Linked DNA regions of Mus musculus: all the other regions are linked to region 1. The links are chromatin loops, found by intact Hi-C in ENCODE. Cell type or tissue: left cerebral cortex. All regions are shown on one strand.

Region 1 (2,500 bases):
TGCAGATATGGATTGGATCAATCCCATAGAAAAGAAAAAAAATGAATATTTATGAAAGCAAAATTAGCTCATGATCAAAAATGGGGAAGAACATGGCAGCAGGAAATGAAACTCCATCTTAATTGAATTGAAAGCACAACACAAATCTGTCAGAGGCAGAGCTTTCTAGAAGGAGGAGAAGGAACTGTATCCTTTTGTCTCCAGATTTTCTCCACTGTACTCCTGTTCTCTCTTCCTGGCATCTCCCTTCTCTCCAACCCCCACCCCCTTGCTTTTTGTTTCCGGTAACCATGGTGATACTTCCTCTCAGCAACCTTCTTTGCAGCTGGCCCTTTTGATACACAGAAAATTTACTCCATTTACTGGTTCAGGGCTCTAACAATGCTTTACCAATTCATCTATTAACCATTTTCTCCAGGATAATACAGGTGAAGAATTATTCTACAGTTAAGTCCCCTACATAAAGCACACTGTATGACAGGGATATTCAATTGTTAATTTCATTTGCTAACACGAAGGGGAGACTGGTTATGCCAAACACTGAGTTCCCTGTAATAACCTTCACCTCAGGGACAGCAAAGTCCCAGTCCTCAAACTGGTTGTCACCTTCTTTTGTATGGAACCAGAATAAAATGATTGCAGAGGGATATCACATGGCTAGCCTTGAAGTGACACATTGCCAAGCTTGTAGTTATCATATTTACAAAGCCTTTGAATTTTCTGTAGAAAAATATATACTAGTATATACACTTCTTTAATACATACCTTTTTGGGACATAAATAATAATATGGGATAGTTTTTAAATATTGTATTCATCTGTCAATGACAAAACCTCAAACTATCTCTAGTATACTTCATATAGATAATAAAATTCCAATTAATGATCATTTACTTATGTCCAGTTTGTGTAGCTTAACTTGCCTGTAATCCTATATTCCTGAAAACGAGTCTCTCTAAGCCTGCCCCGCCCCCACGTGTGTGTGTGTGTGTGTGTGTGTGTGACACAAAGGAGACCAGATGATGACATTCGTAGGCTTATAGACTTGACTCCTGGGGACACATTTGGATGGAGGCAATTAAAATGCCTGTCAGGCATTTGGTACCAGAAGTCCCCATGGCAAACCGCTAAATCCTAAGCCAGAGGCAGCATCCTTTTGTCAGTGAATGATGGCGGAGCTGAGTGGCTTGTCATCATTCTCGAAAATTCTAAGCCTAGTGAGCTCTCTCTCCCTCTCCTACTTGCCTTATTTTCCTTTCCGCCACTGCGGGGACTTTTTCTAATTTGCAGCTTCCCTTTCCACGGCACACACAGACAGGAGCTGGTGGCTTTCAGACTGCGTCTGTCTGGAGCTAGCGACACAGAACAGAGGGAGTGTTCCTGAAGCAGGGTTCTGCGGTGGCAGCTCTTACAGACTCCATTCGAGGGGTATTGCTGCATATCTACCGGTAATGCTTTAGGGCTTTTTACATTTTCTTTTCTTTTTAATCCACGTTTTCAAAGGATCAGCTTTATGTGGCCTCGGAATACTGTGTTTTAAATACGTTATTGAGCTTAAAATCCAAGCGCTGCCTTTTTTGTGCTCCAGACTCCAAGGCATACATTTATTATCTGGATATCAAGGATGAATGGACTTATTGGTGAGTTGTGATTTTTGATATTTATCTGACAAACCTATATGTATATATGTGTTTCTTTTGTTTCTCTAGGTTCCTCAGCTTGTCTCTAACAGAGGAAGCACTGATTGGGAAGCACTCAGTCAGAAAATTAAAAGGTACTGCATGATTTATTTGGACGTTTAAAGGAAGGGCAATTGAGAAAGAATTGGAATGCTTTTATTTTAGGTTTACCCTCATGGCTGGTTTTTTATCCCAGAGTGGATTGTCTGATCTTTGTCTAGAAGATGTAGGAGTTCTTATGCAGATTTCACCATCAGCCGAGGCTATTTTGAATAGAAAGTATCTAAAAAATATATGCCTTTTGTCTATGCTGCAAATACTAAGAAATATCAGCTTGCCTAGCTCATCTGTAATGTTTGGATTTTTGTCATTGTGACAGTTAACAAAATGTCTGAAATATGTGTATCACAAAGAAAATATATTTATTTGAACTTAAGAGAAACATGTTAAAAATTATTTTAGATGGAGGTTTCCTGTGGATCCATGCTTTAAAAAATAAATATTCTAAATAAAATGGTTCACCCTTTTAGATGGGAAGAGCTTTGGAGACTGAAGCCCAGGGATGACTCAGTGTTGTGAAATTTGGTGAATAAAATATTATAATTTCTATACAATATCTTTAGTATACAACAGGAAATATATTTAAAGTCAGAAATGGTTAATTTTCAAAAGAGCTTAGTATCATATGCTTTATTCAGAATTAATAACATAAGAAAATAGATCCTTTCTCTTGCTATGAAAGCAGTTGAATCCATTGATCTGGGCCTCAAGCCTTACATGAAAAATAATCATTTTTAAACTTAGCATGAGGGTGTATATTGA
Region 2 (2,500 bases), 150 kb before region 1:
GGCTGAGCCCTGGAATGAGGTCTCCCAGTGTTCTTTTGTGTCTCTGTGCCCCTTTGGGATGCAACAGGACTCCTATTCCTTCCTCCTACCCTCCTGTCTCTCTCATTTCCTCGAGGCTGACCCTCTCCATCAGGCCACCTCTGAGCGCTCCGCCTCCACCACACTTCCTACTACTGGGTGTGCCCTGGTATTTCCAACCTCCTTACAAGCGTCCCAGGGACACCAGATGAAGCTGGGTGGAGTGAGACACTGCCCAGAGCCTAGGGTGTGACTATGAAGATGATGTTTTCACGCCTTGCTGTGTAATGACTTCTAAGGTTTGCAGTCTCCTGTAAATGGGTCACTTTTCCATCTGTAAGTTGAGGAAATTAGACCAAAATGCCCAAGAAATCAACTCTAACATTCTGTGGTGTATTATGAGTCAAAAGCAAATTAACCACTACAATTTCATCAGAAATTTCATCTCCTCGATATTGGGGGTGATTTTTAAAATACGATCTCTCGGTACCTGATAGAGATGGATGAATTTATTCTAACCTCCACTTACACTGCTGCCTTCTTGGACATTTCCTTTTCAAAGGTATCTAGGAGATGCTTTTGAAAAAATTTAATTTTTTTTAAAGTGTGTGTATGTATTCAAATGCCTATGGAGGCCATAGACTTGAGAGCCCCCTGTAGCTGCAGTTCCGGGAAGTTTTGAGCTGCCTGATGTGGGTGCTGGAAAGCTAGCCCAGGTTCTCTGGAAGGTCAAGCAGTATGTGCCCTTAACTACTGAGTTGTCTCTCCAGCTGCTGGAGATGGTTTTTATTTCAACGTTATTACCTGAAGGTTGACATTTTTCCTGAGAATCCACGAGTTTTTTCGAGTTTGACAGAGGTGTTGCTTACAGTTTTCACCCTTGCTTGATATTATTACCACACCACAGATGGACTGGATGGGGAACACTTAAATTTCATGTTTCCACAAAACCTTGAGCAATGGCTGGCACACAGTAGGTCTCCAGAATTAGTTTAATCAATATATGCTTCGGATTACTGATAGAAGGTCTAGAATTCTCCACACCTCTATCCCTCCAATGTCCAGTACCAACAGGGGTTGTTCTCTATCTCAACTTCTTTTGGAGTTTTCTAGATGCACCTGTTGTTGGGTTTGCAGAAGCAAGATCAGTGATTCTTTTCCTATTAAGTGATCCATTGAAAGGATTCAGCTGTGATACAAAGAAGGGAAAAAGCAGCGTCTAAGACAGGCGACCCTCCCAACGACTGACTGAAACGACTGTCCTGGACTTCCCAAGGTCGTCCTTAAGGAGGCCGGCTTGTCTCTGTTGCTTACTTTGTGAGCCCCGAGGGACAATTCTGCAGAGCAGGCCACCCCTGGGAAGGAAGGAGCCAAGTCTCCACTGCCCTCGCCGCCCTTGGCCTTGGCTGGGCGGGGCTCTCTGGGGCTCCAAGGCTGGCTGTCCCCGCGGGGCGGGCTGCTGGCTGCGGCAGGAGGCGGGGCCCGGCGCTCCCCCTCCCCTACACTGCGACGGTGGCAGCTTAGCGCGGACCGTGGCGGAGCCAGGCTGGGGCGCGCACGGGGCGGGAACAGCCGGGGCGGGGCAGCCGCGGAGCCTGGCTGGGGCGCGCACGGGGCGGCGCTCGGGCTGCGCGGGCTCTCGGCGGTGGAGGCGGCGGCGGCAGCAGCATCCTCTCTACCTCCGCTTCCCTACGGCCTCTTTCTCTTTCCTGTCCTTCTTTCCCTCGTTTCTTCGGTCGCCGGGTCTCCCCGGCTCCTCCCACGGAGAAGCTCTAGCTCTGCGAGTAAGCTGTGACCGCGGGTGCGTCCTCTTTCCGCGCCCAGGTAAGACATCGTCCCGCCTAGCTCAGCCTGGTCCTTCCTCCCGTGCCTCTGCCAGAGAGGAGCCGCCAGCCAGGAGAGCAGGAACCGGACTGGCTGGTCTCTGCTGGACCGGTCCCCTGTGCCACGGGAGGGAGTCCGCGCAGGTTGGCGCTGTCCAGGCCTGACCTCTCCAGATGTCACACCAGGGCAAGAGACCCGGCTAGGTACTTAAGCTCTAGATTTGAAGATGAGCCAGTGACCTTGTTAGGTACCACTTAAAAAACCACTGGAAACTTCGGTTCAGGCTAGGGTGTATGTTTTGAGAGTTAATATTGCCCGAGCTATAGAAAGAAGGGTAAGAAATTATACAGAGACCCTAGGGAAGAGAATTAAAGATAGAGGATTTATTTTTATTTTATTAATTTGTTATGTGTGCCTGTCTCTGTGTGCTCACAGACACAGAGCTCTGCACAGTGAGGAAAGAGGTGAGGGGAGCCAAGCCAATTTCAAATTTCAAATTATTTCTCCAGAGACAACAGGAAGAGGAGAACTGGCATACATTGGTAATTTGGGGAAAATGAAAAACTGTTCTTTGGTTGTAGAGGGCGGGGCTCCAAGGTACAAGCCTGACAGAGCTTGGGTTTCTATGCAGTCCTTTCTTCCCAAATGAGAGGGGTGG
Region 3 (2,500 bases), 150 kb after region 1:
TTTAGCCTAAGCTGTCTCCTTTTGACAGTGTCCTTTCTGATCATATACTAAAGCTGATATCTCCTATATTTCCAAATCAAGTTCATCTTTTATCTCCTGCATATTAACCTGAATCTCATCTACTATCAAGTTTCAGTGACATTCTATATAATATAAACCACAAAATCGGTCTTCCTACTGTGTCGTCTGAAGTCCACATGTACCTGTGTAGCTGACTCCTCGTGATGGTCGTTGGAATTTACAATGAAGAACCCAGAATAACTTGTTAACATCCCCACAGTCACCACCACATACTCAGGCACATGCCCTTCCTTGCATATTCTTTTCTTCTTTTTAAACGAAATCACTATCTATTTAATTGTCAAAACTTGAAGATTTGGTTGGTATTTTCTGATGGCAGAATAGTCAATAGACTATTAGCATCTTGTCATCATTAGAGGCCTTGGCAAAGCTTTTTCTTTCCAAAGGGTATATATCTAGCACACAGTGGGTTAGAGCCCAAACCATCTAGTTCAAACCTTAAGTACTTTGCCTCTGCTGGTCCCCCACCCCCACCCCATACCCACTTGTCTATCACGTCCTATTATGTCTAGCTTGTAATTTTGTATCACGACATTGACTTGGGCTATCAAAGCACACTTTTCTAGTTCCCCTGTTTACCCTTTTCACATCAACCACACAAAAAGGAAAGGACGATTTCATTTCACGATTTCATTTCACTGGCAGGAAGGTTCCTTTCCAACAACCGATACCTGCCTGTATCTTCTTCCTTGTCTGCTCACAACTGAACTTATGCTCATGTTTGCTATAAACTCTTCTCTGCATATGGCTGTCTTCCCTTAAACACTGGGAGCCTTTTGTGAACAGGAATCAACATAAATACAGTTCCTGGCATAAATACACTTAATAAATATCCATCAAACACACTTTATCTGGTTTCTATCTTAGTATGTTTTAAGATCTATATTTTGCTGGGTGTGCATCTCTCCAATCCTGGCACTAGGACAAATGAGATGGGAGGTAGGTGATTGTTTGAGGGAAGCTTGGGCTCCCTAGCAAGACACTATCTAAAGTAAAATACTTATTTTTTAGATCCTTATTTACCTTCAAGAAGGTAAATAAAAAGTTTATTTCTGGGTCCTTAAGATCACTATGTATCATAGTTTTCTCCATGTGGGTTATGCGAGTTGTTAACAGAGGATGTCATGTCCTAGCTCCTAAGATAAAGGCCGAAGATCTGACTTGTCATTTCAAGTTGTACACTCATCTCCGTTTAAATAACATGTTTGCTATGTTTTGTTGTTGTTGTATGTTGTTTGTTTTCTTTTGTTTTGAATGTTTGCAAATAGATAAGTCTACAGCATTGGTTTTGAAGTCGGGCTGCGTCATCCAACCTCACCTCACCCCCACTTGCCTCAATGTTAGATAATACTTGTTAAAGGAATACAGCTATAAATTACGCGGACGTTTATACACGGAAGGAACATGGCAGCAGTGAGAACAAGATCACCAAAGTGCATTTAACGACCTATAAAAATAATGCTTCGTGTGATTCAAACGTTGCCTCCCAGTTTGCAACTAGCGGAAACCCACAGCTGGGTAGTTTGTCCCACCCTGCTTTAGTAAATCAAGCCCGGGAGACTTCTTCGCAGTTATCAGTAAAAACAAATTCTCACATAGGAAAACTTCTCAGTTTCCTCCCACTTGCCAAGCCAGCCTCCTGCCCTGATTTCATTTTCTAGCAATTCCCCCCTGCCTTCTTGCTAAACCCGAGATGGACTGCTGACCTCTTTGCAAGAGGTGCGAATGATGCCAGAGCTCTGCGGCTCTCCAAAGCTCCTCCTCCCCAGAGGTCGACAGTCCTTCCTTCGGACGCAGAGGTTGGGAAGCAGGACAGGGGACACTGCTGGGGTGCACTCCGAGAGGAGCAAGCAGAACCCTGGGTGCCGAAGAGGCCGCGTGGGGGACCGGCGTGCCCGTGCCATGCGGAGCGTGGACTCCCGCGGCCACCCCGCAGCTGCAGCCCCGGCCCCCGGCTCTGCTCCGCGGCTGGGCTGCCCCGCGCGGGCCGCTGTCCACAGTGGGAGGTGCTGAAAGCAGGGCGCGGGGGCGGCGGGCCGGCCGTCTGCTCCGAGCGCCCCCCTCCGCGCCGCGCCGCTCCTCCGGCCCTCCCCTCCTCCATCAGCCATGTTCCGCGCGCGGGGAGGGCTGGGGGAAGGGGCGAGAGCCGGGGGCCGGCGGCGAGGAGAGCCGCCTCTGCCTCGGGGAAGGAGGGGATGAGAGCTGGGGGGAGCAGCGCGACGAGGAGGCGGCGGCGGCCGGCGAGGAACCCGCGCTGGGTTCTGCGGTAGGACTCCCGGGAGCCACCATCATGGTGAAGAGGAAGAGCTCCGAGGGCCAGGAGCAGGACGGCGGCCGCGGCATCCCTCTGCCCATCCAGACCTTCCTGTGGCGGCAAACCAGGTGAGGGGCGCGGGGCAAGAGGTGGCGCTCGGGGGGT
Region 4 (2,500 bases), 65 kb after region 1:
TTAAGACATATGTGCAGATTGCAGAGGCCTTATGCAAATGTTATGAGATTTTACATAAGGACTCGAACAATAGATTATGATATTACAGAGATCCTGAAACCTTCCCTCCACCTCTCCCTACCTTCCAACACAGGACACAGAAGGACAATTGGAACCCCTTGCAACTTGGTTTCATTCTGAATTGTCTTTTCTCCAAGAAGAGATGTAATTTTTGTGTATAATTTATCATTCATTTACATTCTAAGCAGGCTGCCCACTGACAAGTCTTTCAAGATTCCTTTAGATTAGAGGTTTTATTGTTTTGTTTTGTTTTTGTTTGTTTGTTACCTGAAAGAATTAATCTTGTAATATCGACCTTTGTCCATCTAGAAGACTAGCTTTCCATCTTTCTTGGGTGTAGTCATCACCTGAGACCATGTACTACAGGGTCCAAGCTCCTTACTTTTTAGAAGAGAGCTCCTCTCTTGCCCCTCTGCAGCTGCCATCTATGGCAGGCAAAGTGCACATTTCTGTTGTAGAACTTATATTCACACTCCTAGAGCATGGCATGAAATCATAGCGTGAGTCTCAGTTTCCTCCAAAGTGGAGACTGAAGGGCAGCCGAAAAGAAAAAGATATTTATAGTTGTCAAGGTATGCAAGTTTTTAAGAGCAGACATGAGTGACTTAAGTTGTTCTTGGGTATGGGATTTGAACACTAATAGGAGAAAACAAGTCCCCAGATGAAGTGGCTCTTTTTTGCATATCACTTGGGGTAAATAAAAAAATAGAAATAAAATAAAATAAAATAAAATAAAAAGGAAGGACATTTCTTTACCTGACTCCCAACCATTCTCGACAATCCCTTTTTTTTTTCCCCTGGAACATCTATATTTTCAGTTGTATTTTCCAGGTCTACCCCCTACCCAGGAGGTGATATAGCTTTCTCTCCTTTTTAACATCCCCATAATTCAAGCAGCCCCATAACAGACAGGCCCAGACCCATAAAATTATTGTTGCATAGACCGTATATTGAAGCTGGAAAACACATAATAGGCGCAGAGGTTGGCATCGCTCAAATGCAAACAGCCAAGAGCTCTAACCTTTCTGTTCTTCCTTTTCAACCTTAGGAAACTGAAACCTGCCTTTTGCTACCCTCTTATTCTTATTCTTCCTTCAATTCTCAATTGAGATCCCCTTTAAAATACAACCTACTGTATACGCTACATTAATGTACGCACAGCAAAATAGCTCGGCGCCATTTCTCCAGCAAAATGACTAAAGCTATCCGCATAGGCCCCTGAGGCAAATAAACAAGCAGGCCTAACAATACAAGAGGTTGCAGATTTTCTTCTTGTTGTTGCCATGCCAACCACTCATTGCTCTGGCTGCCATTTCCCTGAGCTCCGCAGAGAGAGGCGTGTGCAGAGCAGTTACTTAGCATTCAAGGGTGGATCTGCAGGAAAACACACAGGCTTGCTGCAAACCGTCCGGCCTGGCAGCACCGGTGGATGAGACCAGAAAATGGGAATCTTTTCAAGACTTTCCTCATGAAGGTTAGGCATCTGGGCTAGAAGGAATGAGAGAGATGTAGATTTTTTCTAATTAAGGCACTTCTATAAGGTTTGTATCTGTGGTGATTGCTTTGTCCTGCCTGCATGGTTTCTACCAGATGAAGCGGGTGTGGGTGTGCACTTCTGTCATACTGTACAGCTTGTTGTATTGATGCCTACTGGATCTGAGCCTATCAGGGCCAGCTTTCATGGACAGTGCCATACAGAATGATGTCTCTTGCTCCTAGGAAGGTATGGGCTTATATATACCCCAGCTAGAAGGGTCTATGCTTTACACAATAGAGGAAGCAATGAACACCAAGTAAAGTTTTTCATCTAAATATAGAGTCATGTGATGCTTCGTTGATCATGTTTGCTTCTCAGTCAAAGTCACAGCAGGGTGACATTGTCTTAAACCAGTAATTCTGAATCAAAATATCGGGGAAAAAATGGTTTCTTGAGACTGTTCCTATTAAACCCAATGACTCAATATATTGTAGGATCGTTTCGGAATTTTAAATGCCTACAAACTTTTGAATTGACATCAGCAAAGTTCTGTCTCATAAGACATAATGTGATGCTTTAAAATGTTGATTTATTGGCACACAGTTGTTCTTGTTGTGTTCTTGAATCTAGTGGGACCATCTCGTTTGTCTTGGTTTCTATTAAATAACAGAACCACATCAGAATTGATATTTTAAAAAGTATTTCATCAGTCCCTTTGGCTAATTGACACTTAAAAAAACATTTTACTGGATTTGAGTTATTACCAAGTCTATTGTGCTAAAAACAATTTGTGCCAATTTGGTGTGTGTGTGTCTGTGTCTGTGTGTCTGTGTGTGTGTGTAATTAAATGTAGATATAATTTAATTATATTTTATGATTTTCAAACTTTCTCCTATATTTTCTAATATCCTGACTTTTTTTCTCATTTCTAATTTGCTGTTTTATTTTCTCATGATGATTTAT

What was found. Hi-C counts contacts between places; a loop is a spot of excess contacts. Peaks named below come from ENCODE experiments on the same cell type or tissue, not always from the same donor. Only the 100,000 strongest peaks of a DNase experiment are listed, where the experiment ranks them.
Region 2: a loop joins it to region 1, with 7 times the contacts of the local background. A loop is called at or near these places in 6 of 42 quality-filtered maps.
Region 3: it touches region 1 in a loop (6-fold over the local background); 3 of 42 quality-filtered maps call a loop at or near these places.
Region 4: it touches region 1 in a loop (5-fold over the local background); 5 of 42 quality-filtered maps call a loop at or near these places.

Annotation. Positions count from the first base shown.
Region 1 is chr1:66,320,696-66,323,195 of GRCm38, forward strand. Map2 (microtubule-associated protein 2) reads left to right here and starts at 1,029. Exons shown (of 15, transcript NM_001310634.1): 1 at 1,029-1,447; 2 at 1,709-1,773. In left cerebral cortex, no CTCF peak of the experiment used is centred here; DNase peaks (open chromatin) are centred at 259, 1,284 and 1,798; H3K4me3 peaks cover 2,060 bases; H3K27ac peaks cover 2,500 bases.
Region 2 is chr1:66,173,654-66,176,153 of GRCm38, forward strand. It overlaps a transcript of Map2 not described here. Among named protein-coding and RNA genes, the nearest start is that of Gm51629, 56 kb to the right of the region's middle. In left cerebral cortex, no CTCF peak of the experiment used is centred here; DNase peaks (open chromatin) are centred at 213 and 1,559; H3K4me3 peaks cover 1,390 bases; H3K27ac peaks cover 1,348 bases.
Region 3 is chr1:66,466,076-66,468,575 of GRCm38, forward strand. It overlaps Unc80 (unc-80, NALCN activator), which reads left to right and starts at 1,859. Exons shown (of 65, transcript NM_001368824.1): 1 at 1,859-2,463. The coding sequence starts at 2,372. In left cerebral cortex, no CTCF peak of the experiment used is centred here; DNase peaks (open chromatin) are centred at 1,490, 1,867 and 2,124; H3K4me3 peaks cover 1,156 bases; H3K27ac peaks cover 1,081 bases.
Region 4 is chr1:66,385,535-66,388,034 of GRCm38, forward strand. All of the region lies in intron 4 of Map2 (microtubule-associated protein 2), which reads left to right. Among named protein-coding and RNA genes, the nearest start is that of Map2, 65 kb to the left of the region's middle. In left cerebral cortex, no CTCF peak of the experiment used is centred here; a DNase peak (open chromatin) is centred at 1,398; H3K4me3 peaks cover 1,129 bases; H3K27ac peaks cover 2,039 bases.